Linked DNA regions of Mus musculus: regions 1, 2, 3, 5, 6 and 7 are each linked to region 4. The links are chromatin loops, found by intact Hi-C in ENCODE. Cell type or tissue: heart. All regions are shown on one strand.

Region 1 (4,000 bases), 120 kb after region 4:
TCACCTCTCCTGTGTGTTCCCAGCTCTGTAGGGCAGTCATCCAAGAGCTTCAGCTCCGACAGGCTTCCTGTGCATACTTCTAGTAGAGCGAGCCTTGCAGCACAAGTCTGTGTTCTCCTCTGTGATTTGTTGGCTGACCTTACTAGACCAAAAGCACCCTGAGGGTCTACTCCCCTCAGTGTATGGCACAGTGTCTGATTCACTGGAGGTGCCTGACTAGGTGCATAGTGGAGGCCAGCCCTCGGTGGTTCCTTGACCCAAATTCCTGGTCATCTCTGGACCCACAGTTCCTTACCTCTTAGAGACCCTAGGATCCAAGTACAAGTCCCACTTACATCTTGAGACCAACTTCAGTCAGTACCTAAGATGCAGCCAAGTACTTATAATGGAAACCGGCACTGCCAGGAACTCCTCACACACACTGGAGAGGCAGGAGCAGAGCAAGAGGAGCTCTGCTGTGCTCAAGGGTGTTAAGTGACTATATGCCAGTGTAGCCAGCACCCAATGCTGGGAGATTGGAATAGGAAGGGATTGTAATGGGGCTGGGTTCTGTAGGGCCTTCCTGAGACAAACTCTTCTGCACCTCATCTCTGATGAGCAAGCTGCCCTCCAATCTTTTGAAGGACCCAGAATAAAAACAGTAGCTGGACACCCCTAGGTGTTGGAGACTGACTCCTCCCCTTTGCTTTTCAGGGCCCATTCTCCCCCCTGGGCATCCCTCATCGGCAGCCAGCACCACTCTCTCCTGTAGTGGACCTCCACCCCCGCCTCCACCCCCAGTTCCACCTCCACCCACAGGGTCTACTCCCCCACCCCCACCCCCACTGCCAGCTGGAGGAGCCCAGGGGACCAACCATGATGAGAGCTCTGCATCAGGACTGGCTGCTGCTCTGGCGGGAGCCAAGCTAAGGAGGGTGCAGCGGGTAAGAGTTCCTGTCAGGGTAGGCAGGCCAGCCACCCTTTACGTATCACTCTCATCTCTCACCCTGTCCTCACCTGTTCATCAGTGAGACACTGAGCAAAACTCTCTTCCCCTGGATCAGCTCCCAGCTGCCTTAGTTAATAAGTACTGAATCTGCCCTTGCTTTTCCCGTGGAATGTGCTTCCAGTTGATTCAGCTCCCCACCCCGGGTGCACATGCTCCTGGAAAGATCTGCAGATAATATAAGTCTGCTCATAAAAGAATGCTCTGATGCATATCTCTGGCTTGAAAGTTGCTTCCCTCCTCCCTGTAACTAACTGGCTTTGGCAAGGACTCATGCCTGTGGGCCTACCAAGCCTGTCCCTGAGCCTCCCTAGATTCTGGTTTTCCGTGGACTTGAGAGTGTTAAACTAGCAGCCTCACTCCTAGGATCTTTCTGGGTCAGCATCTGACACACACTTCTTCCTTACCCTCAGCCAGAAGATGCATCTGGAGGCTCCAGTCCTAGTGGGACTTCAAAGTCCGATGCCAACCGGGCAAGCAGTGGGGGAGGTGGAGGAGGCCTCATGGAAGAAATGAACAAGCTGCTGGCTAAGAGGTGAGTACAGTGCCTCCTAGAGGAAGCCACTGTCCTCAGCTGAATGTCATTGCTAAGACACATTTAGGGGGCCTAGAACAGCACCCGCTGCACTTGAGAGACAAGCAAGGGGCTGGAGAGATGGCTCAGCAGTTAAGAGCACTGACTGCTCTTCCAGAAGTCCAAGTTCAATTCCCAGCAACCACATGGTGGCTCACGACCATCTGTAATGAGATCTGATGCCCTCTAATAATGTGTCTAAAGACAGCGACAGTGTACTCACATACATGAAATAAATAAATTACAAAAAAAAAAAAATTAAAAAAAAAGAAGAAAAAGAAACTGAGAGACAAACAAATACAACACAGTCCCAGAGTTTTAGAGCACTGCCTACAGACACCCCACTGCCCCCAACACTGCTTCTGTAGGCAGCGTTAGCCTTCCCAGACCTCCTAAACAGTCTAGGCAGACATGAAGCAGCCTTCACAGAACAGTATGTTAAGGCCTGCAAGAGGAAGAGACGGGTCTCACAGAAGAGGCTCTACCTGTCCTCTGCTTAAAGAAGTGCAGTTCCATGGGCTGAGGGTGGCAGAGGTGCCAGCCGGGCAGTGTTCAAGCACAGGCTGAGAAGCCGGCACATGGAAGAGTGGAGGAGGCCAGCTGGAGAGGAGGCTGAAAGAGTGCCTCACTGCCCAGCTGGATCTCAGAGCTGAATAGGGCTTCAGATAACAGGAGAAAACATTTTAGAAAAGAAAATGTTTGTACCCTCCTTCAATCTAAGACCAGTGAGCTTAACAACTTGGCTTGGATGATGTATCCCAAAACACAGGATCTCTAAAAACAGGAAAAGGTTAGAGTTGCCAGGAGCCAAGCAGACGCCAGGTGCTGGGGGGGTCGGAGGTGGGGTCCAGGCACTAAAAAAGCAAATGTGCCTTGCACAGTCTGCAAGGAACAACCAAGCAAGTCTTTGAAATCTGCTTCATGAGATTAGCAGTCCTGCAGCTTTTTCTCCTGCTTCTCTTCTAGCAGGGCTCCACCTACAGTGGAGAAGTCACAGGTGAGCACCTCCTGAGGGCTGCTGTGCTGGCACAGGCACATACGTGCCTCTCAGGAGGCACTCACCAGTGTAGACTGCAGTGGCTTGGTCTGTATTGTCTGTGTGATGGAACACATGCCCGATCACATGTTAGGCAAATGACTACCTCTGAGTAGTCCGCACAGGCGTCCCTCTGATTTTAAGAGATGGAATGTGGCTTCTGGGCATCAGTGGGCATCATGGGGTAAAGCGACTAGGCAGACCAGTGAAGAAACCTTTGTCACCCAGGAAGAGGTGATGACAGCTGCCGTGGAATAGGCAAAGGTTAAGCTAGGCCAGAGTGGGAAGAAATAGAGAGAGAGAATTGATGAACTTACTGGTCCTAGTCTGTGGGAGGAATAATTTGTCAGAGGCCAGTTTCCACAGGTCAGGGGAAACTGAGGCAGGTGTAGAATCAGTGATTGATCATTCAGCAGACTTTTCTCTGAGGGCGGAAACTTGATTTACTGGAGCCAGTGAGAAACTCTTTGGAGCTGGCAAAAAAAGGAGGAGAAGATTCACACACACACATACACAGACACACATATACACACATACACACACACATAAACACACACTCACACAGACACACATATACACACATACACACACACATAAACACATACAGACACACATACACAGAAATACAAACACATAAACACACACACATACACAGAGATACAAACACACAGACACCACACACATACATATACACACACACACACATATATATATGTATATGTATACATATATATATAACAACTATTTTTTCTTCCACAATTTATATATCCTAACAAAATCTTTCAAATGGTACAAAATGAATCACAATGTGATTACCTTCTATTTTTCATTAAGTGATCCATTACAGTGAGTATTCATAGAAAAACATATTTACCAATACTCTCACATGAATAAACTTTTCTTAGAACAGGTTAAACAGTACAGGTTTAAAACAACAACAACAGATTATTCCCAAGAACCCACATGCATTCATAACTAAGCAACTTGTTATAGATTAACAAAATAAAAGCAAGCAAAATAATTTTCTCAGCCAGTTTCTCTTACTGGCAGGCTGCAATTTGCAGTTACAAAGAAAGAATTATTATTTATCTTTAAAAATAATGATAAAATCTTAAGAGAATCATAAATCTAAACTTTTATGTAAAAAACAGTCATTTTTATTTTAAGTCCCCAGGGTGCATCTACTCATTAACGATTTTTTTCATTAAGTAACATCAGGAAGCTAGGGCAAAGGTGAGTACAAGAAATTAGTCATCACCTTGCTCGCCAGCCCAGCCTCGGGAAGGAAGAGGTGCATCAGCTAGGACCAGTCAGGCTACCATTGTTTCTTGTTCCCTGTCCTCAAAAAAATTCCCTCACTCAACTATTAATAGTTTTACTTTCTGACCTTCAAATTGTTCCCCAA
Region 2 (4,000 bases), 330 kb after region 4:
TTGTTATCAAAATGACTTTACCTCTTGCAATCAATAACTCCATGTCTATAGCTCACACAAGAGAAGAAGCCTTCACTGGACAGCTGCTCTGTTGTCTCAGCAGTCCTAGGCTCAGCACCGGAAAGAAAATACATGTCTAACAAGTTTCATCTGCGGAACTATCTGTGAGCAGACTTGCCTTGCTCTCAAGTACACAGCAAGTGGTATCTTTTAATCACTGACTATTGACAATTTGCACTCTATCTGATCCGATTTTGGAAAGAGGAAACATTTAATCTTGTCACTGCTCAGGGAATGTCTGTAGCCTGGAAAAAAGCAATGAACAGACCTGCTAACTTGCTTCCTATTTCAGAGTAGTGTGGGCCAGGACATAGAGACTCAACTTAAAAGCCAGTGTCCTAGTGGTGTCGGGAGAGAGGCAGGTGAATCTCTGTGTGTTCTAGACCAGTCAGGGCTACAGTGAGATCCTGTCTCAGAATGAGGATAACATTACAGTGTTATTCAAATTTAATGTTAAACTGATAGAAATGCCACTGTTTAGCCTACCAAGTAGGATTACAGGAGAAATTACCCATTCTTGAGCATTTTATTTATCTTAGGTTTTTACCTGAAAACCATTTAGTCCAATCCACTGTGCCCACATGGTGAGTTCTGGATAATCAGGTGTTCAGACATGACTTTCTCTCTATACCACTTATTTCCTTTAAAATATAATAGTCTGCTCAGACTAATGACCAAGGAAAGCTACGGGGCTGAATGTGAGGTGGACGGCATCGTCTGGTAACATAAACAGACTCCTGAGAAGACAGCTGGATGGGAAGCAGCAGAGGAGGAGGGATGGAGACCTAAGAGTGGAGGCAGCGAAGGGCATGAAGTGCCTTTGCTGCCATTAGAGCTGCACACTGACCAGCTCCTAAAACTCACCATTAGCGAGCTCCTTAAAAGACAGAGGACCAAGAAAACAGGAGCAGGTGGCAGTGACAGGACCCAGCATGAGAGAAAAAGATAATCTGGGAAGGGCTGGTTAGGAGGGCAGTGAGTCCACTTCACACCACGGACTACCAGAGACCCCAGCATCGATGATGAAGTAATAACATACGGGCAATAACAGGAAAGCTGGCTAGATCTGTTCAGGAAACAGTTCAGCTCATTCCATCCAGAAGTTTCCATGGGAAAAAGACAGTGGTATGTAGATCAGAGACTACTATACATAACAGTGGGAAGTATACCAAGACCAGCCTTATACCTCATACTCCCTAAATAGCCGATCACAGAGAATACGATTTCCAAGAAATGAAGTTAATACTCCGAACACAAAGACTCCTCCTCAACCAAAACAAGTCCCACAGCTATCTAGGAAAGGGGCCGCACAGAGCTACGGTCTCCTCACCATGAGGCCAGCTGGCAGCTGTCTCCAAGGCCGTGAGCAGATGGCAAGCTATGGCACATCTGCGATGCCTGTGAGAGGAAGGGAAGAGGAAACTCACCTGGGACTCCGGGGCACAAAGGGCGGAGAGCACCAGGGGCACTGGCATCACCAGCTCGGTGCACTACGGAGCATGCCCAAAGGGATACTTGGGAGTTTATGACAGGAGAAATGGAGGACAGCAGGAGGCTAGGGTGAGGACACAGCCGCAGAGAACAGAAAGAAATGGGGAGTAGAGCAAGAGAGAAGAAAGCCAGAGGAGGGGTTTCTGACCTAAAAACAGAAAAGACAGAGTACCAAGTAGATCAAATGAATAATATGATTTCTGAGAATTAAGGTTTGCAAGGAGTATTGGTCCTATCCCTGGAATGTCAGGGCACTAGAACAGAAATGACTCCAATGTCCCTAGGGAGGACAACAAAATGTGCTGACAAACAGGCCACAGGAATGCATTCCAAGGGATGTTGGGTGTGGTTTCCCATCACTCTAGTATAAGCAACCAGGAAGCAGAGGCAGGAAGATGAGAAGTTCATGGGTAGTCTTGCCTATAGCAGGTTGAGGCCAGGCTGGACTACACAGAGATTCTGTGACAGACAAATGAAACAACAGAATTCGAAGGGAAAGTTGCTTCCATCTCAGAACTCCACACCCAGCTTGACTATCAATCCAACCTTAGGGAAGGTTATTGGCAGAGGTCCTGTAAGACTGCCTAAGATGTTACCTTTATATAGTAGCTGCCGAGTGTTGAGATTCAACATCCAGGGAGGAGCCATGATAGCCCCACACTGCTTAATGGTGGGGATAGAGTCTGAGAAATGTGTCGTTAAGCATCGACACCATCAGTGCACTAAAGTAGATGGCACAGGCCTACTACTTGACTAATGTGAGCTTTGATACAGTCAAGAGACTGGATAAACATGGGATATAGGGGGCTTCTGCCAAGGTAATATGGCACAAATCTTGCTATAATTTAGTAAGTGGGCATACAAGCTTAATGATAAAAGTATACTGAATACACACACCAGGCCTGGATACCTAGCCTTGAGGCTGTGCTAGCTAACTCTTATTGTCGCCTTGATTGGATTTGGAATCACCCAGGTGATATCGGTGTGTCTGTCAAGATGTTTCCACAGTGGTTCATCAGGTGAGGGATGATGCGGGTAGTGGCATCCCACGTGTTGGGGTGTCAGACAGACTCGTCCGACACCATGAGGGTCTGGACCCTCATACTGTGAGATAAGAGGAACTCTTCCTCTCTGAAGCTGGTGTTTTGGGTCAGCTATCTGGACAGAAAGGAGCAAAGTTGCCAAGACAGTGGCAGAATGCTTCCTTAGCACATACCACATCCTATCATAAACAAACAAACAAACAACTCCCACCCAGTAGCAAACAAAAGCTCACACTATACAAAAGTGACTTAACCATAAACACAATGTTGACTGTGTTCACAACCTATCGGATCCTGCTATCTGTGACTGTGTTATGTGCTGCCTGTTGGCATTATGAAGAAAAGGCCAGGCAAACAGAAATTAAGGCAAACATTAACCCTAGAGAAAACAGAAGGTGGGAAGGAAAGGAAAAGGGCTCATGCTTTAGTTGATGGTTCAGCTGTCTATGTGTTTACATAGTGTAACAATGCCTGTACTGATAATGACCTGACTAGAACTGCGACATATCCCGGCAGTTGGAGGAGGGGAAGTGTGTGTGAAAGCAGGAATCCGTACAGCCTGGGCCAAAGCCCCAACTTGAAATTAAGAAAGGAGGGAAATAGTAGACATGTCCAAGTGTAACCTTAAGAGGATCAATGGTAGGGACTGACAATGTCTGTGCATGCTCAGAGCTGGGGAGAAGAGGCTGGAAGATGCCGGGTGCTCGGGGTCTTAGCTGTGGGCTCTGTATTCTTGGGTTACAGAACGAACATAGGACAGGAACTACTAAACACAAAGAGGTTCTTCATCTGCGCTGAGGACGTACACATCCCATCTTGTCACTTTTCTCACTGTCACTGAAGTGCCCAGGAAATAAACCTCTGCACATGCTTACAAGGCGGTTCCTACACAGGGCAATTCAGGTGGGAAGCTTACCCTAAATGCAGGTGGCTTCATTCCATGGAGAAAGGGCCTAGGCACAGACACTCATCTCCATCTCCTGACAGTGATCCCATGTGACCAGCTGGCTCACAGTCCTGCCTCTGCGCTCTCCCTGTTATGAAGGACTAACCTTAAACTGTGAGCCAAACACACTCTCTTCCTTAAGGTGCTTTTGTCCTGCATTATGTCACAGCAACAGACAAAAAGGTGACTACTATATTCTCTACAGGTACAATATAGCAACAAAAACAAGACAAACCCAAACCCAACCAACCAAAAGACAAAAACAACAACAACAAAAAAACCCCCAATCCAACCAACCAACCAACCAACCAACCAAAAGACATGGGGCATCACAACTAATTACACAGAATACACACGATACTAAGATGGCCTCAAGTGTAGAGCAGATCACTCGTGAATACTATACTACTTCATGTGAGGGACTTGGGTATCCATGGACTCTGGCACCTTTGAGGATCTG
Region 3 (4,000 bases), 200 kb after region 4:
CAAGTTAAAGAATCATGTATTCAGGCCAGGCGTGGTAGCACACGCCTTTAATCCCAGCACTCGAGAGGCAGAGGCAGGCATTTTTGGGAGATTGAGGCCAGCCTGGACTACAGAGTGAGTTTCAGGACAGCCAGGGCTACACAGAGAAACCCTGTCTCAAAAAAACAAAAAACAACAACAAAAAAATCATGTATTCATTAAAATATCGCAAGTTGGGGCTGGAGAGATGGCTCAGCAGTTAAGAGCACTGACTACTCTTCTGGAGGTCCTGAGTTCAAATCCCAGCAACCACATGGTGGCTCACAACCATCTGTAATGAAATCGGATGCCCTCTTCTGGTGTGTCTGAAAACAGCTAGAGTGTACTTACATATAATAAATAAATAAATCTTAAAAAAATATATATCGCAAGTTGGAAAAAAAACTACTTTAAAAATTAAAAAGAATTTTAATATAAATACAATTACCAAGGTATCAGAAGGAAATAGATGTATCCAGAGTAAACAAATATTTCTGCTAAATGATTCAACAAATAGTCAGGTGACTAAAATCAGCAGCCACGGATGCGAACAGGAAGACTGAGAAGGAGAGGACGTCAAATCGGCAGATGCAGACAAACAGAAGGTGCAAACCATGTCCAAGGCAAACATGAAATGCAGTCAGGATGAACACTTTGTGATCAAGATAACCGCAAATGGCCATGAAGATGTGACCTTGCCGCCGAGTGACACCAGGGGGAGAATAGAGCAAGGCCAGCAGCAAGAATTTGAATCAACCCCTAAAGATTAGGTGCGTAAAATTATGGTCAGGGACCAGGACGATGGCTCATTGAGTAGAGACAATTGCCAGGAAGCCTCACAAGCTAGACCCCATCCCTTGGACCTACAAGGAGAAAGGAGAGCAACCCTGTAAGTCGACTTCTGGCTTCCACACATGTTCTGTGGGATGAGCAGTCCCGCACATGTGCATACACATTTGTGCACGCACAAGCACAAATAAAGGGAAGAAAAGATAAGATTAGGGCTGGAGAAACGACTCAGCGGTTAAGAGCACTGACTGCTCTTCCGAAGGTCCTGAGTTCAAAACCTGGCAACCACATGGTCGCTCACAACCATCTGTAGTGGGATCGGATGCCCTCTTCTGGTGTGTCTGAAGACAGCTACAGTGTACTAACATAATAAATAAATAAGTAAATAAATAAATCTTTTTAAAAAAGAAATCCAATTTTTAAGAAATAAAAACTACAGAAAATAGGTAAGACTAAATTCTCTAACCACGAGGTAAATCAAACCAGAAATTAACAAAAGTAAAACCTGAAGGCCTTATACCTGCAACTTTGGGGGGGGGGGCGAGGTTGGGGTTTTTTGGGAGACATGGTTTCTCTGTGTAGCCCTGGCTGTCCTTGAAATCACTCTGTAAGACCAGAGTTGATCTAGTCTGAGCAGAAGGGTCTGAAATACAAATTATACTATAGCAAATGAAGTTAAGGTGACTTCTGTGACTCTCTAAGCTTCCTTCCTGTCAGCAGGATGGGAGCCATGACCCAGGTGCGTCCAGGTCAGTTCCCATTTGTGCTTAGCCAAGGGTTCCTGGGTGTGTGGCTTCCCTGGCCCACTCCCTTCCGAGCCTGTCCTCCAAATCCCTGCTCAGCACGGCTACCTTTATTAGACTGAGTCGCACTCATTTTCAGAGGTGAGGACTGGCGGTAAACGGTACGCACCCTAGGCAGGGACATCCTCAGCTGGGGACACACAGGGGCGCGGCCACTCCGCCATCGCGTCCCCAACTCAAGCGAACTCGCAACGGGGAAGCAATCCTCTCAGCGTCCACGCCCCGCGGAAACCCAAACCAGGCGGAGAGGCTGCGACCTCAGGAACCGTGGACCCGATGACTTGTTAGCGCACGCACGGTCGGGCCGTGGCCCCGTGGCGCCTCCTGCTGGCGTCTCTTTCCCGTTCGAGCACCCGGGAGGCGGTGCTTTGGGACCAGCAGACCCACCCCGCGCAGGCATTGGCTAGTCTGGTCACGTGCCGCGAGAGAGGCGGGGCCTGCACTGGCCTGCTGTTCTCCGTAGTCTGCTCTGTGGCTCCGCCTGGCTTCCTCCCTGCTAACTGCACTTCAGTAGCAGTGCATGCTGGGCTGTGTGTGTGTGTGTGTGTGTGTGTGCTGCGCTGTGCTCCCTCGGGATTTTTCTGGTACCATACAGAACTGCTTTTCAGGATTCTCTCCCCTTCAGATAGATAGAGGGTCTGGTATGCAGTAGGAACTCAACATTGTGTGGACACAAATATAGCTTAGGAACTACACCTTAGCTGATGCCTGCGCCTGCGTACTTTCCCTGGGGTCCCGGCTAGCTTTACTCTTGCCGTGAAAGAACACTTTAACCAAAAGCAACCTGGCGTGGGTGGTTGTGTTATGTCAACTATGGAGGGAAGCCCAGACAGGAACTGAAGCGGAGAGCATGGGGGAACGCTGCTTTCTAGCTTGTTCCCCAAGGCTTGCTAAGCTTGATTTCTGATACAACTCGGGCCTATCTGCCCAAAGATAGCATGTCATCCTACATCAATTAGCAATTAAGAAAATGCCCCCCCCCCGCCCGCCCGCCCCAGACCTGCCCACAGGCCATCCTGATTGAGGTAATGCGAGATTCTGTCTTCCCAGGTATGTCTAGGCTTGACAGAAACTGTATAGCACTTGGAGGTTCCCAAAGGCTGATGGCTGGCCTAGATCTTTAGGCTGGACTGCCTGGCAACAGAACTGGGAGGCTGAGGGGGCACCTGCGTGCTTGTCAGCTGAGAGCCTGGAGCTGAGCTGGAGGAAGAGTCGGGTCCCTGGGGTGGGTTGGAAGAGCGAATGGGAGTACAGGAGTGCCCCCGAAACAGCCACGGGTGCTTGCTGTCACTGACCAAGGCCGCGGGGATGAGACAGATGCCTCCTATCAGAACCCCGTTCTGCCCTTAGTCCCCTTCTCCAGACACACTACTCGATCTCAAGGGAATTCCTGGGTATACCCCACCTTACCCTACTTTCCACATAACTTGGCTGACTCAGCGCTGGCCCTGAAGCTCCTCAGAGGCTAGACCTGAAGTCAGTCTCAGTCCCAGGGCTGGCATCCTTTTTTTTTTTGTTTTTTCGAGACAGGGTTTCTCTGTATAGCCCTGGCTGTCCTGGAACTCACTTTGTAGACCAAGCTGGCCTCGAACTCAGAAATCCACCTGCCTCTGCCTCCCAAGTGCTGAGATTAAAGGCGTGCACCACTCTGCCCGGCAGAGTTGGCATCCCGAAGGCTGCCTGCAGGACGCCTCCTCCCTGGGCTCGCAGACAGTGTAGGCTGACTGACTTGCGACACTGAGCTGGAGGCTTCCATGGACCAGCTAGCAAGGTAGAGAGAGATCAGACGTGAAACAGGCCTGGAGGTTTCATGGGCTGTTAGAGTTGACGTCTTCATTAGGGACTGCCTTCAGTAACAGCTGAGAGTTAGCTGTGTTGGAGACCACCCACTGGAGGCTGAACTCTCTGCGTGTACAGGGCACCCCACTCCCAGCAGCAGAGCTGTTACGGTCTCAGAGAAATACAGGCAGATGAGTTTGTTTGGGGGCTTCCATTTTCTTTCTCTCCTTTTGTGCTTTCTTTCAATGACGTTAGTTGTAGGCACATACTTTGCTATTGTTTTTAGCCCCAGGGCCATAATTTGCAGTGTAGCATTCTACTCAATACCCCAGACCCACATTTTTCTGTTTTTGAGATAAGGCCTTGCTATGCAAACCAAACTGGCTTGCACTTGTGACCCTCCTTCCTTAGCCTCCAGGGCACCGGGGATTACAGGCTTGTGCCACAATGCTGGGCTCAGGTACACAATTTTATTTTTGTATGGACCTGCATGTATAGTTGCATACATGTTTACATGTGTGTACAGACGCACATGCTGCATATACACATGTGCGCGGGAGAAGAGCAGAGATCAGTGCTGAGTGTCTTTTTCCATCACTCTGCACCTTGTT
Region 4 (4,000 bases):
AGGGACTTGCTCACATTTCTCCCTACCCCCACCCGCCCTTCCCCTTTCCCTAACAGCTAGCCATTTGAAGCCAACCTCTCTTGAGCAAAGCAGAAAGAAGGCTTTATTCCTTGGATGTAGAAGAACTTGGTGTTTCCCACTCTTCTGATATAAAATGTTACAAAAAGTTAAACAGTTTTTGAAACATGTGGCCTCAAAAAGATTTCTTTTTGGAGGCCACCGGTTCTTGGCTTTGGAAAATGGGTTCTCCTCAAAAGTGTCAGTGATTCTAGTGTGGGGTGCAGAGGAAGGACACTATCTTTACAGCAAACCCACCAACTAATTCTTCCCTCCAAGTTACAGAATGGCAACAACTTGTTAGACCCCAGGGACAGACACCTGGAGATTGGTGGAAAAGCACAATGTCTGGCTGGAATAAAAGTGTGCACCAACCCGGACTCTCCTGGGGACACCTGGAATACCTTCAGGTGACCTGAGGCCTGAGTATTTTCATAACTCTTAGGATGTGACAAGGCTCTTCTGTAACAAAGAGACCAATCTGGTTCCCAGGAAGAAGGGAACACATGAGGTTAGGAGAACTATAACCTCAGGCATTGCTAACAGTACTGCAGAGCAAGGGATCCGTTTAAAAATTGCAACTTTCAGCCCATAATGCTCTGTTCTGAATGCACTGGAAAGCCGGTTCAGTAGGGCTCCACGTGCCTCCTGGCACTCTCCCCGCTCAGCCTTGCCTCACAAATCACACCCTTTGCCCTAAGCCTCTCCACCTGCCCTTTTCTATACAACTCCTCCACCACCAGGGATTCTGTGGGGTCTCTGCCCGACTCTGCTCGCCTAGCTCCAGGTCAACGCCCCAAACCCCGGCCCCAGGCCCACCACCCTCCAGCCCTTTCCGCGGAGCTCCGCTTTGTCTCTCCCTACTAACCCCATCCTCCAGGCCTCTCCTAGACCTAAGATCCCTAAGCTTTCCCGTTAAGGTCGCCCCGGTCTTTCTCTCGCAGACAAGACCCTGGAATTCACTAAGTTAACCCCATTCCTCTAAGCTACAGTATCTCCTTTGGGACCTTAGGCCACGCCCCCCGTCTTGCCCCCAGGCCCGGTTGCCCAGCCACCCTTTCCACAAAGCTTCGCCCCGCCCCTCTGAACCTGGGCCACACCCCTGCCCCGCCCCTCACGCCCCGCCCTCTTAGAGGCGCGGACCACGGAGCCCCGCGCCTTTTGTGTGGAGCTTCGCTGCGGCGCGCGCTCATTCCCTCCGCGGCCGCCGACCGAGGGGCGTCGGCGCGCGCAGTCTCCTCGGCGGGCGGAGGGGTCCTCCGCCCCGCGTGCACCCCGCACCCCGGACCCCATCCTCCGGCCGCCGCCCCGAGTCTCAGGCGGACGCGCGCGCTCGCTCCCGCCCGCGAGACCCCGCCGCTCGCCCCCTCCCCCGGCCCGTCGGCGGGCGGTCGGGACGCGCACGCGCCGGCCCGGGCACGCGCGCCCGCCAAGATGGCAGGGGCCGGGGCCCAGCTGTCAGTCGCCACCGCCGCCGCCGCCGCGGCCGCGCTGCCTCGCAGCTAGCGGCCCGGACGCCCGCCGGAGAAGATGAGCCCCCGCCGCCGCCTGCAGCCCAGCCAGACGCGGAGCCGCCGCGCCCGGGGTCGGCTGCCCCGCTAGCGTCCCGTCGCGCCGCGCTTTCATCCCCGGCCCCGTGCCCGCCCGGCAGCCACGATGAGGTGAGTCGGGGCCTCGAGCGCAGCGAGGCCTGGAGCGCCCGGCGTGGAGGGTGGGGTGCCCGGGCATCGAAGCGGCCCCAGAGCCCCCAGCCGGCGGCCCAAGCACCAGAAGACGCTCAGGCCGCGGGGTCCGCGGGAGGCCGCGCCCGCCTTGCGGTGCCTTACCGCTGCGCGCGCCGCGCCGGCGGTCCACACTTTGCCATCCGCACGGAGCTCTTCTCCATTAGGGCGCTCTCCTCTTCACCTTTCTCTTCTGACCTGTCCCCTTTCTCTTGCCAACCCTCAGAGTGTGCAACCCCAAAAGGTACGGCTTTTGATGTGCCACTCAGCTAGAACCTTGTCAACACCCAGAAACCCGCGTGCCCTCTTCATTTGCTGCACCCAGCCTTCCTTTCCAGACTAACCTTAGCCTGCTTTCTGGGGTGGGGTGGGGCGCGGGGCAGCGTATGCCGGGTTTTCTTTCTCTCTTTCTTTTTCTTTTTTTCTGTGCAATTTTATCTTCTAGGCACATCTTTCTTAAACACCGTAGCGTCCAATTGTAGATTCGGTTCACCTGTTCTGTGAACTGTTTAAATCAAATAATGCACTGTTGTAATTTTTGTGTCTGCCTACTTTCATCAAAGATATTTCTGAAGTTCGTCCATAGTGTTTCTATTATCTACTTACTGTCCTGCATAGTATAGATAGTACACACTGTATCCATTCTACTGTTAGTAGACTTTTGAGTTGTGTGTAGCTTTTCCCCATTAACGTTGCAATGAATATGCCGGTGGGTGTACTTCCTAAAGCATTCATATCTATTGAGTAGATAGTTTCCCTACCCACAAGTAAGTTGGGTTTTTTGTTTGTCTGTTTGTTTTGTTTCGTTTTTTTGTTTGTTTGGTTTTTTTTACATAAAAAACATGTACATCTTTTGTCGTAGTTGATAGAACTAAATCCCCAAAATCATGTTATCACTTTATACCAGCAAGCATTTACTAGCCCTTGTTTAAAAATTCCTGACACCTCTTGGTATTGTCTGTGTGAAATTTTAGCCATTATGGTGAGTGTGAAGTGACATTCCATCAGGGTTTTAATTTGCAGTTTCTGGTTGACTAAAGCGACTGATTGTCCATTTGTGTGTGTTTGGTGGTTTTTTTGTTTTTTGTTTTTTAAATAAAGTGTCTGTTTAAGTATTGTCCAGTTTAGCTTCTTCTTAATTAGTAGAGTTTCCTATTTTTAAGTGAAGAAGATAGCTTGTTAACATTTTGAAGAAATGCTAGTATTTTGCTTTTCATATGAAATGATGCTGTCTACCTGGAGTTGGTTTCTGTGTAATGTGGAAACAGAATTCATGTTTTACTTTCTCCTAGCATGATTTATTCCTCGCTGTTTACCAAGATCACCGTTTCCATCAACTGCAATGCCACCTTTGTCACCTTCCAGTCTTCCATGTGGGGTCATTTCTGTCTGTCTGGAGAACATCTTTTAGTGTTTGTCTTTCTGCCTATTGCAGTGTTGGGTATATCAGACCAAGGGTCTTGTATGCATCCACTGGTTGAATTCCGAAGCTTTTGTCTGTTTGTTTTTTGTATCTTTTATGTGTATGCATGCATGTGTGCATACATTGTGTGTGTGTGGGGACACCCAAGCCTGGGGGTGGCATTGGGAGTTGCTCTTCAATTTCTTCACTGAGGCAGGGTCTCTCGGGTGAACCCACAGCTGGCCACTAACGATCTGTGGTCCTGTCTCCGCCTAACAGAATTGTAGGGAGGCTGCCACACCCACCCACTTTTATATGGGTTATGAGGATAGACCTTCAAGCTCGCATGGCAAGCAATTGATCCTCAGCACCATCTCCTCTGTCTGTGTTTTTGTTGTTTTTGAGCAGGGTCTCAGGCTGACCTGGAACTCACCATCTTCCTGTCTGTTGAGATTATGAGTGTACACTGCCGGCCCGGTCCCTTTAGTATTAAAAAATTCTGCTGGCACAGATTGTTAGGCTTTGTTTGAAAATGTTTATCCTTCACCTTCTTCTGGTTTATAAATAATTTCATTGAGATGAAACTCATAGCACAAAGCGTCCATGAAAGCATGCAATTCATTGGTGTTTAGTCTATCCACAGAATTCCACAACCATTCCCATTAGAACTTTCTCCTCCACTTAAAAGAATCCTTTCATTGATTAGTTTCAGAACTCAGGACTTCCCTTGCTTAATAGTCTTTAAAGCTGTCTTGTAGTCTGACTTGATTGTTCCTGTTGAGGAGTCACTTGTTATGTTATATAACATGTTTCACATGCT
Region 5 (4,000 bases), 58 kb after region 4:
TCAATCTTGCGTTCTAACCTCGCTGAGGGGAGAGCCCCGACACGTATGATGCCTGGCACGTCTTGGCCTACTAAGCTTGGCAGTGCGCAGCACTCCTGGCCTTTGTCACTCCAGCCACACCAGCCGTGTGATGTTTAGCCCTCATCCCTGCATTCTGTCTTCTTTCTAGGCCTTCACTCAAGTGTTGTACGTATGTATGTATGTATGTGTGTGTGTATGTATGTGTGTAATAGGCTCTAGTGAATGTGTTAAATAAATAAAGGAAATGAGAGTAGAATTTGAGAAAGGTTAGGTAATTCACATAAAGTCAGCCCAGCAGCTAGAGTGAGGTCTGGTCAGTTTCCTATTTTGCATGTCTGCAGTAACATTTTGTTAATTGGCTTAGGTCTTAGCAGTCAGTACAACCTTTCAGAGACTGTTTTGGGATCCCAGGATCTATCATAGTGCCTGTCACACACACATAGTTGTAGGAAGACAGGACAGCGGAAGAACAGAGTATCCTCTTGGATAGTGACTGACTCTTCCTACTCCCCACATCTCTATGCCTCATCTCTGCACAGTGATTGGAGCAAATGATCATGCCCTACTTGGTGTTTGTAGACTCGGCCCTACAGAAACATGAGTGCTTCAAGTCAAGAGGTTATTTTTTTTAATTGATTGATTGTTTGATTGATTGATTGATTTTGGTTTTTTCGAGACAGGGTTTCTCTGTGTAGCCCTGGCTGTCCTGGAACTCACTTTGTAGACCAGGCTGGCCTCGAAATCAGAAATCTGCCTGCCTCTGCCTCCCAAGTGCTGGGATTAAAGGCGTGCGCCATCACTGCCCAGCCCAAGAGGTTATATTAACACCTATCACCACCATTCATCTAGGAGATGTTAGATACCTGCTGACAGAATTTGAACCAAGCCGGACTGTGAGGCCCACTCTTTGATTTCCTAGATCCTTTTCAGGTTTGCCACCATGTGGGTTTTTACAGGAAACAGTAGGAGCACCTGGTTGGAGGAAATCAGCACAGAGTAGGGAGTTAAGGTCAAATCCCAGCAACCACATGGTGGCTCACAACCACCCTAATCCCGCAATGAGATCTGATGCCCTCTTCTGGCACATCTGAAGACAGCTACAGTGTACTTAAGTATAATGATAAATAAATCTTTTTTAAAAAAAAGTAAGGACGGGGGCTGGGAACAGAGTAATACAGGTGATCTTCACTAATACCATGGTTTTGGTAGTAACTTAGAAGCCACAAGCAAAACAAACAAGTTAGTTGCCAAAATGGCAAGGCAGAATGCTCCAGTCTGCCTCAATTAATGGTGAGCTTACTCAACTAGAGGCAGGGCCGTGGGTCTGCAACCCAGAGACTGACGTCAGTGCTTACAGGAGAAACAGACACTGTGACTCCAAGAAGTCATCTCACCTGGCTACCTGTCTTATTAAAGCAGCCTGGGAGTCATGTGTAGAAGGACTCCTGTGGGTGATGAAGCATTGCTTTGCTTGTATTCTGTGTTTGGGAAGTAGTGAGGGCTGAATCTGTTAGCGCTTATCTGGCTCGGTGCTAACAACCCCAGTACTGGCCCATTCTAGTATTCTCTTACGTTAAAAACAAATAAATCTGAGGTGACAGAACAAAACTCATTACCTGAAGGAATGAAATGATGTGATATGAGTCCCAACATATTCTAGAATACCACCTCAGAGCCATGTAGCCTTTGGCAGTGACTTAGAGTTTAGAAGTTGCTCCCATTTTGTAAACTCTACCAACTCCAGGAGGAGCCTTTTTGGAGGTGGGAAGATGGGGCGGGGGTCCTTCTGCTCTTAGAGTGACCATTCACCTGACATTTCCTGAAAAGCTACTAAATAGACGCCATGGCTGAAAATAGCAAGTATGAACATGTCTTCCAGAGCTCACTATCCACAGGAGCTGCTGAAGACATCCAAAGCTTGGGATGAAGCAGCCAAGGATAAGAATCCTACCTTGGAACTCAGGGCTGGAGGAGAGTGGCAGCCCTCCAGGTTCCTGGAGTGAACCCTTGACCAGTGACTTGTGAGGTTGGTGGTAGAGTATAGGAGCTGACTGTGGGGAGCAGAGGATGAGCTGGCTTTATTGGATGCTCTCTCCCAGGCTGTGGTGGCTTCTCTGTGCCCTGCAGAGGGCGCCCTTTACCCCAAGGATGTAAGTTCATTGTGCTTTAATTCCCCTGACTTTAAGTGGGGCTGTTACTTACTGCTCCCTCAGAGGAAGCTCTCCCAAGGTGGCTGGAATTTAGAGGCTAGTCGGTGTATTGCTGAGTCATAAGTCTCTATTTACTGAAAGAAGCAGACCCTTGTCTCGGATCTGAAATTTACTAGAGAGAGGGAAAAGGCCAGCACGTTGTACAGACAACATTTCTAATGTCTTCCTACCCACTGAGAGTTGAGATTTAGAATGCTAAAAACTAGTCCCTGGAAGATGATCCTGTTTGCAGATGCAGTGTTTATGAGCAAGTGAAACAAACACAGTATGACCAGTCAGCGGAGAGCTGGGGTCTTTGCTTAGTCGGCATGTAGGCTCCCAGGTCTGAGGTTAAGTGATTCCATTACTGTTGACAAATGAGCTGTGGGGTTTTCTGGCTAAGGTAATGGGGCCAGAGACCAACTCCAAGCGTTAGCCTTCTCGGAACCTGTATCATCTCTCATTATCTCCAGAGCTCGATAATAAACAAGGTCTATTGACCTGCTATGGCTGCACCAGACAGGTGATATGGACAGCCTGTTCCTTTGAAAGGAGACTTAATGAAAGTGAGATTTCTCTGATGAGAGCTGTTCAAGCAAATTGTATTGTTACTGCTTTGATAGGATTGTGGGTCTTCTTTTAACACGAGCTAGAGAAGAGCTTTAAAGAGTGACTTTAACTTGAGAACCCTTGTACAGGTTCTCAATTGGGGTGGGGAAAGTGGGGGATATTGTAATCTAAACACAGGTCACTCCTAAACCCCTGAGAGACAGGAGGATTACTGCAGGTTTGAGGTCATCTTGGTCTACAGCAAGTTCTGGGCCAACAATAAATACTTAGTAAGACTCCATCTCAAAAACAGAGCAGCATTGTACATAGTAGAAAAGGATTTCCTGGAGAGAGGACACATTCACACACAAATACACCTCAGAGCAGACCCCAAGCCATGAAATAAGGACTTAGCACCTTTACATTTTATTCCCCGTTGTCTTCAACTGTAGACACATTTGGTAAGATTCCTGGTATGAACAGTGTGGGTCAGCTCATGTTTGCTCATGGCTGAAAAGTTAAAGGCAGCTTCCGTTAAAAACAGGCAAGAAGGAGCTAAACAGGTCCTGCTGCTCTGGGGACAATCCTTCCCAATTTAAAGTTCAGAACTTTGCTCATTTCTGGTCCAGCTTCTCCTCTGCTGCACATAAAGCCCTTGGTGGTCTTTCTGCCCTTCTTTGAAACGGAGCTAGCAGTTTAGCTTCTGTTCTCCAAAAGACAGCAGGCTTGATGGTGTATACTTGGAGTACTAGCACTGGGGAGGCTGAGGGAGGATAACCAGCTTGAGGCCAGCCTGGGCTGCTACTGGGCTACACAGGCAGGCCCATCTTAGAGACTGAAGAGTAGGAGACCTGCTTTAGGTGTGGGTCTGTGCATCTTCTTTGCTCTCTGTCTAAACCCATGGTTTTTGTTGGTGCTCTTTTCTCTCCTTAATGACATCATCTAAAGCCCGGGCCTGTGTCACACTCCTCCTCAGCTCCTTTTCCAACCTCAGTGGCCCTCTATGTTTCTCTTTTCTTCTGAATTCCCATACAACCCTTAAGGAATCTAACCTGTATCCTACTATTTAACTTTTCACTAGGCGGAAGGTGACAGGGACAACACTTAGGGTGCTTCCATCCCAGCTCCCTTGAGCAGAGCTGGGTAGGCTTGGCTTCCCAATACTGATGTTGTTCTAGTCTGTCTTTAACTTCCTGCCTCCTGCCAGTCATTGTTACACAGCAGAATGAAAAAAATGAAAG
Region 6 (4,000 bases), 340 kb after region 4:
CGCCACCTCGGCATCCCTCCCTCGCTCCCGGCGCAGTGACCACCCCCTCCTCACTTACCGGCGGCCCCCACTTCGGCCCCACCAGTCAGCACCCCCAAGTTCAGCCACCGGTACCTCTTGGGCGTCCGTGGAAACACCAGCCGGCTGGAATAACTTCCGGTCTCGGCATGCCGCTATTGGCTGTCCAGGCAGAGGAGGGCAGAGACCATCTCCGATTGGCTGAAATTGCTGGCGTCGTGGTGGAACGCGACTGGGCGGCCCGAGTGCTGGCCGGACCGTTGTAGGGGTGGACCAAGAGCTTCCGTGTGTGTGTGTGTGTGGTGAGCGGCGGGCCCGGGAGGGAGGGGGCCGGGATGTGGCGGCCGCATGCTTCTCGCTTCTTAGCGCCGGGCTCAGCTCGCCGCTTGCCTTCCTGTTCTTCCCGTTCATTCCTAGAGTGCTGTGCTCTGAACTCTTTACCCATTAGTGTTGACAGCTTGGCTAACTTACTCATCCTTCAAAACCCGTGTCTGTTTTTTGTTTCCCATCCTGTATCCATGGCCTCTGGGGCAAGATCCGTGTGAATTTCTACCCACATCAGATCTATCATAGTGCCTAACACAGAGTAGGAAACTAGGACCCGTGTGTTGAACGGGAAAATTCTGTCTTTAACTTTCCCAGTTCCCTGCCCCATCACCTTGCTGTCTGCAAATTCATCCAGATTGAGGCTTCTTGGACAGTGAGCTAAGCACACAGGACACCCTGCCCCATGTATCCGTGCTCCCTTTAGCTTTTCAGTATTCGACTTCAGTCCTCAGTCCTCTTTTTCCCCCATTTAGCCTCTTCCTCTTGGTTTCACCTCCCCCCCCCCCCCTTTCTCATGGCATTTTTTGGACTTGGGTACAAGATGGCTACCATCATCTCCTAAACGGTGTGCATCTCTCTCAGCCGTCTCCCTTCATATATGTTTTCTTGACTCACCCTTGACTCCTCTTCATTGGTATTGGTTCTGTTTTAGTCACAGTATTGTGAACACCTTAGTTCCCTCAACCTCTTCAGAGCGTCACACTGGTGTAGTCTCTCTGAGACCTGTCTCAGCTCCAGAAAAAGATGCAGTCTTGGGCCCAGCTACCCTGTATCCTTTTCCTTTTGAGTTCACAAGTCCACGACATCGTCTGGCTCACGAGTCAGGGATGTTTTTGTCTTTCTATGGCTTGGGAGTGTGATGAATGAAGGACATCATTTACTGTTTTGCCTACTGTGGCAGATGTTGAGTGAGAGAATGAAATCTATGTGTGGTGCATCTGGTGTCCAGTCCCTTGCTGTCGTTCATTTTCTATCCCCTGTGGAGCTGATGAGCCACACTGTCCTCAGATCTGCTATAGGCCTCTTTTGTGAGTCTACCCTGCAGATAACCGTGTAGCTTAAAACCCAGGCTGTGACCGAGCTCTATATAGTATGGTGGTGGGAATCAGATGGGTTTCATTTGAGGAACCAGGAGATTGGCCTCAACTCCCTGCTGAATATGTAGAGATCAAATTATTTGCAGAGCATGGGTCTATCTCTGTGTGGTTAGTCTCTAGTGGGATCTTAGTTTGGTTGGAGAGTGGAAAGCTGGTTTTAGAAGTCCTTTTTCGAAGATGTTTCTAAATGTGGACATTGTTACCTGCCTGGATTCAGCTGCTGGTAGGAATGATAGCTACAGGCATTGGATGATGAGCAGACTTGTATGGCAGTGGGATTCTTAGGGCAAATAATGCCATTAGGGGACAGATGTGGAAGGCTTTGAGTGGAATTTTGGAGCCCAGTGTGTGATCTGACATGGTGATATATACTTGTAATGCCAGCACTCTGAAGGCTGAGGCAGGAAGACTGGACTAAGACCAGCCTGGCTTACATAGTGAGTACTTGTAATGGGCTAGGGAGGTTCATCTGTTAAAGACACTTGTTTTGAAATCATGAAGACCAAAGTTTGGATCCCAGCACCCATGTAACAAGCCATTTCACACTTGCTTGTAACTCAACCTGTAAGAGGTCACAGACAGACTATGTCTCGAATAGATAGAAAGTGAAACAGCACAGGACTCCATCTTCTGGCCTCCTTGTATTTAGGAGAACAGGTTTGCACATTCGCATAGGCATGCATACACTTACACAGCAAACACACAAGCATAAAAAAAGAAGCGGGCTAGCTGGTCCATGGCCCAGGCTTGCACTTTGTCCCACTCCACCCTCTGCTGGCTGAGATATGCTCAGCATCCTTATTTTCTTTCTGTCTGTACTCACAGAATTAATACTGAGTTTTAGACCAAAGCAATTCTTACTGAGAACTAGCTGATAGAAATTTGTGAATGCTCAGAATTCCAGGAAAAACTTTTGAATGGAAATTTAGTACCCTGTGAACCTATGCATTTGGGGTGAAACAAACAGATTTGGATGCCATGTTTAGAATTGCTCTTGCCACAGTTGGGTTGACTGGTGACTTAGGACCCAACCTGGGCTTTGTACGTGCCCGGGCAGTACTCTGCAGTTGCTCTGTTTCTCTGGACACGGATTTTTTCTTTTTTTTTGTTTGTTTGTTTTTAGAGACAGGGTTTCTCTGTGTGACCCTGGCTGTCCTTGAACTCACTCTGCAGATCAGGCTGCCTCGAATTCAGAAATCCACCTGTCTCTGCCTCCTGAGTGCTGGGATTATAGGTGTACATCATCATCTCCAGGCTGAGGTTGTTTGTTTTTAAAGACTGGGTCTTGCCTAGGTATCCCAGGGTGTCCTTGAAGTCATAATCCTCCTGCCTCAGCATCACGAATGCTAGGCTCAAAGGTGGGTGCTGCCATACCCAGGTCCCTCTTGCCCTCGTGCTCTTTTTCTACATTCTCTTTTTTCTTCTCTTCTGCTTTGCAGTGCGGAGGGGCAAACCCAGAACCTTGCATGTGTTGACAAGAATTCTGTCAGCGAGCTTTAGCCCCAGCCCCACAGAGGTTTCCATTTAAAAAATTATCTGTAAAACCAGGAAGTGGAGGCCCAGGCCTTTAATCCCAGCACTAAGGAAGCAGAGGCAGAAGGATCTCGGTAAGTGTGAGGTCAGCCTGGTCTACAGAGCAAGTTCTAGGATAGCTGCAGCTACCCAGAGAAACCCTGTCTGAACACACACACACACACACACACACACACACACACACACACACACAGTAACTAATTATTTCTATTTAGTAGGAGACCCATTTTTTTTTTACTATTACTTGGGTTTTTATATATTATGTAATATTTAAATTAGGGTTAACATACATACCTTGTCAAATATCATTCCCCCCCCCTTTTTTTTTAAAAAACAAACAAACAAACAAACAAACCTTTTATTGTATACATAACTGGGAGACAGCATGCGTCTTAAGGCTCACATGCTGAGGTCAAGGGAAATTTTTCATGAGTTGGTTTTTCTCTTTCCACTGTGTAGGTTCCAGGGACTGAGCTTAGGTGTGATGACGAGTGCCTTTAATCCACCGAGTCATCTTGCAGCCCAAACTATATTTTTTAGTTTCCCCTTTTAAAAAGGTATGTTTCCTATTTTTAATTGCGCGCATGCACCTATCGTTGGTGTGTGAGCTTGTACATGCGAATGCAGGTAGTCATGGAGCTCAGAACAGGGCATTGGATCCTCAGGAGCCAGGACTGCTGTGGCTGTGAGCTGCCCAGGGTGGGTCCTCTGGGAGAGCAGTACACGCTGCTAATCACTGAGCTACCTTTCCTGCGCCAAACATAATTTCTCTATGTTGAAATATCTGAAATCCTTTTCTATTCTGTATGTGTTTGTGCTTGTGGAGTTTGACGTCTTTGAGCTTCAAGGGGACATCCTGCCCCGAAGTGCAGAACGACTCGCGTTATTAACGGTTGCTAACTCTAGATCTTGTTTACTTCTAGGAAGTCACCTTTGTGTGACTGTATGGCCTCGCTGGTGGCATATGATGATTCTGACTCCGAGACCGAGGCTGACCCTGCCAGAAGTGGGGACGCTGCAGGTCA
Region 7 (4,000 bases), 100 kb after region 4:
TCACCTGACTGTTGTGTAGGATGCCGTGTGCCAGGGAGATGGCCTTAAGTGCTACTCCCTCCCCCTGAGCTACTCTGTTCCCACGGCCAGCGTTCTCTCCAGGCTCACCACAGACATCTTGTAATAATGTTATTCCAGGAGCGCAGAACTAGGACGGCACTTGAAGCAAGGTGCCTACATGGTAGGACTTTGCCTCCTTCCCCTAAAGCTGAATTCAGCTGACATTTCCAACCCCAGATGGGGTCTGCAGAGTTGGAACTGGAGAAGGAGCCTGAGGTGTCTTGAAGCCACAAGTTTATTATCAGTAGTCACGTTCAAGGCCTCTTAGCAAAACAACTGAAAATCACACAGATTTGCAAAAAAAAAAAAAAAAAGAAGAAGAAGAAGAGGAGGAGGAGGAGAAGGAGGAGGAGGAGAACCTAGCACCCCGAGAGAGAGAGAGAGAGAGAGAGAGAGAGAGAGAGAGCAAAGCCAAGGTGCATTTTAAAGGTCTGAGGAGGTTCCGGGGAGGGCATTGTACATAGAACATGCAGGAATACACTGTCAAGACTGACAATAGGCCACATGAGCATGAGGGAGCACTTGACCCCATTCATTTTCTGAGGCTCCCTCTTATGGGGTTCAGGAAGAGGAGGAAGTGGCTACTAAGGGGTGTAGTTTAGGTGGTTTTGTTTTGATTTATAGACTAGGTCACAATCACTTTCTACTGTGCATGTCTCTCATTGTGAATCTAATTGCAATGATATGATATGCATACCCAATATACGTTGGCATAAGATAGGAAATATGGGGTTCTCCTTAAAAGTTTATAGACAGTTTTGCTTTATATAGTCAAAACCAGTTCACGACAGGTCAGCTCTTTTGTTCTTCCTACCTATCTACCTGGATACATTAGGAATGCACTTGTACAGAAAAAAATCCAAATTCAATAACTGCATGGCAGAGAAATGTCTACTGTTTAGAGAGGAGGTACACATAGTCTGATATCACGCAAGGTGGGGATCTGAAGAGGTTCTGAGGTGCATTGTTCAGAGAGAGCTACGTGCATGGTGCATGCAGGTAAAAGAGCTAGGCTGCCAGGTGCATTATCGTAAGAGAGGTGGAAACCAAAACCAGCTAGGGTCATAGGATCCTAAACTATTCCTTATGTTTTCCTGCCTCAAGTTTGCATTTTGTAGGTAACAGAACTAACCCCAATCCTGAGTGAGGCTTATATAGAATAGATTAAAGCTAGGTCCACAACCAAGCATTCTCCTCCTATCCCAGCCAGTCTGGGTCTGAGATGCCATTTCTTCCTGGAGTCTGCGGTCAGAGTGGTGCTTTGGGAAGCAGGCAGGTGCAAGGCATCTTTTCCCTTTTGGTTCTTGCTAATGAAGACTGTGCAGACCTTCGAAGTAGGTATAGTACAGGGCCCACCAACACTTCTGAGAAACAGACTACCATATTTAGAGCTTAGGACTCTTCCTTTTGGCATACGAAGAATACTTTTCCCCCCATGAGCCTGAGTTCCAGTCCCTGCAACAATGGTGTGAGTTTGAATTCACAGGGGAGCAGCCCTGCAATTGCTGATAGCCCATCTGACCTTGGGCACGACCTGAGCCTCAATTTCCCATCTAGAATGCAGTACCTATCAGAAATGAGATCATGAAGATAAAAATAGTAATGACAGGAGTTTTGAAGACAAATAAGGGCAGAACAGCTTTAGCCTGAAGTTAGGGGTCAGCCACATAGTGTGTCCAAGCTCTCTGTGGAGGTAGTGGCTCCTTTAAAAGCATGAACTGGCTACCAGAAGTTGCAGCCTGGGAAATCCTGGATGTTAACTTGGTCTGGAAAGGGGCAGGAAGCAGAGCAGGAGGATGAGTGATCAAAAGGCTGCAGGCTTGAGATTAGGCTGGGCTGATTTCAGATTGTTTCTGAGGAGTACCAGGGGCCAGCATTTTCTCTAGGATTCACTGTGAATAGGCTTGGTCTATCTCCTCACTGTGAACCTGGGTGAAGTCTTAAACCTCAGAGCTTCTTGAAGTCAGCTTCAGTTTTGCTTCCCACAAACCTTATTTTGCTAGAAATTATGAAACTTTTCCCTGGAAGAGATAGAACTCCTAAACTGTTTTTTGCATCTCCCCTGCAGTGGGGATGTTGGCTGTTGGTATGGCTTCCTCTGGGTGTGCCTTTTGGGCCAAGGTCACACTTCCTACCCAGGCTTTGTTTCCAGGCTCTGCTCATTCCATCTGCCCTGCCCCCTACTGGCCACACTGTAAACAGTGGCCCTCTGTGTTTGTCTACCCACCTCACTAAGAGAACCTGAGCTTTGTAACAGTCTCCATGCCAACAATACACAAGTCCCCTTCACACTTTGCTCCTGCTAGGCCTTCCCCACCTCTGACCCCTTCTCCCTCCTCACCTGCCTGACGTAATTCAGAATCCCCATAGTTCCTCGCTCTCCTCAGTGTGCCCCTGTTACTGTATTTTTTTTGCCTCTATCCTCACGGTAACACTTGGCACAGCACATTCGAGCACATGGATTCAGCCAGGTGTGGAAATTAAAGACCGGTCCCTAGAACCTCAAAAGCCAGCCTGATACCTGATGCCAGGTACACCCTGACAAGGCTTGGGGATGTGGCAGGCCTGGAGCTCATTTACAACCCAAAGTCCTTAACACAGTTCCAGCTGCCTTAGACCATGTTTGGGGAGGAAGGGATGTGTGCTGGGCCAAGTCCCAGGAGAACTCTATCTCATGGTCTCCTCCCAGCTCCCTCATCTTCAGCCCATAGATTTACCGTCCCTCTCCTGACTGTATGGACAAACCAACAAGTTCGCCTTGACTTCCCTTTCCAGATAAGGGCCAGGCATCCATCCAGCCTGGCTGCCAGTGCTGTTTACGTCAATGACCTGCACAGCCCTCCACAATGCACCTTGCCTTTGACTTACTTTATGACTTGGCGTAGTGCGCTCTCCTGCTTGTGATATTTCTTATGTACCACTCTGAATGTGGATTCACTCCAGATGCTCAGAGAACCTGGATCCTTCCCAGGACTCTTGGTTGGCTGGGTTCAGTTATTGAGTTTCTCTGGAGCAAGTTGCCTTCCATATCTGTATTTATCTACACCCTAAGAGACTGACATGCAAGTGTTTGTGGTGCATGCATGAGCGAGTGAGCGAGTGGGTTCACCATGTGTTCTTCCATTGTATTGTGCACCTTGCAAACATACCCCTCGCTTCCTGCTTCTGTACCCTCTCCTGAAGACCACGATGAAGCTCCTGAACCGCCAGCACCATTTGCCATCTGTGAAAATGGGCTCAAGGTGAGGGGTGCTATCTGTGATTGAGGGACATGGTCAATGGAATTGTCTCACACAGAAATCGCACCCGTCACCTTGGCCTGCTGAGCACCACCAGAACCAAGAAGCACAGCACCCCAAACCAAGCAGCAGCCCTGGTGAAGTCCCCGTGAATGTGGCCGTGATGTGTGTGAGCTGTGGAAGGAGCTGTGGATGCAGACCTGGGCAGTGTGTGGGGTTTCGATTCGGATTCTGTAACCGCCATGACCAGCAGAGTGAGAGATAAGAAAGCAGTTCAGTCCAACATGCCTAACTATTGGTTCAAACTTCAGGAGTCTGACCCCAAATAATTAAGTTTAGGCACATTTAAGCACAGCACAATTTGGTGCTTTCCTGGTGATAATTAACTCAGTCCTGTATATACAACAAAGCTTAAGATGTGACTACATCAAAACTCTTTGTAAAGTACGTGTGACATCTTCCATAAAGATGAGTTCTGTAGATTGACAAGCTCACAGTAAGAGTCTGGGGAGGATCCTGTGTGGTCTCGGCCACATAGATAGCACAGAGGTCACCAGGCTGTTAACCACGTTTGCTCCCAACCTTCTGGGCAGATAACAGGTTATGTGTCCCTCCCTTTGAAGGGACAACTCTGTGTGTTCAGCATTCCTGGTTCCCTAGTACTTATCTGTGAGCACAGAGACCTTCATACCTCCCACAAG

Evidence for each region. Peaks named below come from ENCODE experiments on the same cell type or tissue, not always from the same donor. Only the 100,000 strongest peaks of a DNase experiment are listed, where the experiment ranks them.
Region 1: it touches region 4 in a loop (2.0-fold over the local background); 7 of 42 quality-filtered maps call a loop at or near these places.
Region 2: it touches region 4 in a loop (2.4-fold over the local background); 2 of 42 quality-filtered maps call a loop at or near these places.
Region 3: it touches region 4 in a loop (6-fold over the local background); 17 of 42 quality-filtered maps call a loop at or near these places.
Region 5: a loop joins it to region 4, with 2.0 times the contacts of the local background. A loop is called at or near these places in 5 of 42 quality-filtered maps.
Region 6: a loop joins it to region 4, with 2.3 times the contacts of the local background. A loop is called at or near these places in 2 of 42 quality-filtered maps.
Region 7: a loop joins it to region 4, with 5 times the contacts of the local background. A loop is called at or near these places in 9 of 42 quality-filtered maps.

The regions. Positions count from the first base shown.
Region 1 is chr12:108,674,704-108,678,703 of GRCm38, forward strand. Evl (Ena-vasodilator stimulated phosphoprotein) reads left to right here. Exons shown (of 13, transcript NM_007965.3): 6 at 694-923; 7 at 1,399-1,520. Gm40571 (a long non-coding RNA gene) reads right to left here. Exons shown (of 2, transcript XR_003950261.1): 2 at 3,397-4,000. Among named protein-coding and RNA genes, the nearest start is that of Gm40571, 6.5 kb to the right of the region's middle. In heart, a CTCF peak has its summit at 1,559 (motif pointing left); a DNase peak (open chromatin) is centred at 18.
Region 2 is chr12:108,884,244-108,888,243 of GRCm38, forward strand. All of the region lies in intron 2 of Wars (tryptophanyl-tRNA synthetase), which reads right to left. Among named protein-coding and RNA genes, the nearest start is that of Wars, 7.9 kb to the right of the region's middle. In heart, no CTCF peak of the experiment used is centred here; a DNase peak (open chromatin) is centred at 1,888.
Region 3 is chr12:108,756,091-108,760,090 of GRCm38, forward strand. It overlaps Gm33628 (a long non-coding RNA gene), which reads right to left and starts at 2,101. Exons shown (of 2, transcript XR_381913.2): 1 at 1,720-2,101; 2 at 425-881. In heart, a CTCF peak has its summit at 1,996; a DNase peak (open chromatin) is centred at 2,021; H3K4me3 peaks cover 1,098 bases; H3K27ac peaks cover 1,155 bases.
Region 4 is chr12:108,553,496-108,557,495 of GRCm38, forward strand. It overlaps Evl (Ena-vasodilator stimulated phosphoprotein), which reads left to right and starts at 1,225. Exons shown (of 13, transcript NM_007965.3): 1 at 1,225-1,718. The coding sequence starts at 1,714. Gm16596 (predicted gene, 16596) reads right to left here and starts at 2,123. Exons shown (of 3, transcript NR_045753.1): 1 at 1,884-2,123. In heart, a CTCF peak has its summit at 1,880; a DNase peak (open chromatin) is centred at 1,156; H3K4me3 peaks cover 2,778 bases; H3K27ac peaks cover 2,041 bases.
Region 5 is chr12:108,611,150-108,615,149 of GRCm38, forward strand. The region is part of intron 1 of Evl (Ena-vasodilator stimulated phosphoprotein); the gene reads left to right. Among named protein-coding and RNA genes, the nearest start is that of Mir342, 45 kb to the right of the region's middle. In heart, a CTCF peak has its summit at 2,142 (motif pointing right); a DNase peak (open chromatin) is centred at 2,112.
Region 6 is chr12:108,894,011-108,898,010 of GRCm38, forward strand. Wars (tryptophanyl-tRNA synthetase) reads right to left here and starts at 164. Exons shown (of 10, transcript NM_001164314.1): 1 at 59-164. Wdr25 (WD repeat domain 25) reads left to right here and starts at 262. Exons shown (of 7, transcript NM_177602.3): 1 at 262-303; 2 at 3,899-4,000. The coding sequence starts at 3,921. In heart, a CTCF peak has its summit at 2,219 (motif pointing left); a DNase peak (open chromatin) is centred at 211; H3K4me3 peaks cover 1,194 bases; H3K27ac peaks cover 1,012 bases.
Region 7 is chr12:108,655,333-108,659,332 of GRCm38, forward strand. All of the region lies in intron 3 of Evl (Ena-vasodilator stimulated phosphoprotein), which reads left to right. It overlaps Mir342 (microRNA 342), which reads left to right and starts at 3,288; the gene lies at 3,288-3,386. In heart, a CTCF peak has its summit at 2,248 (motif pointing left); a DNase peak (open chromatin) is centred at 2,229; H3K27ac peaks cover 843 bases.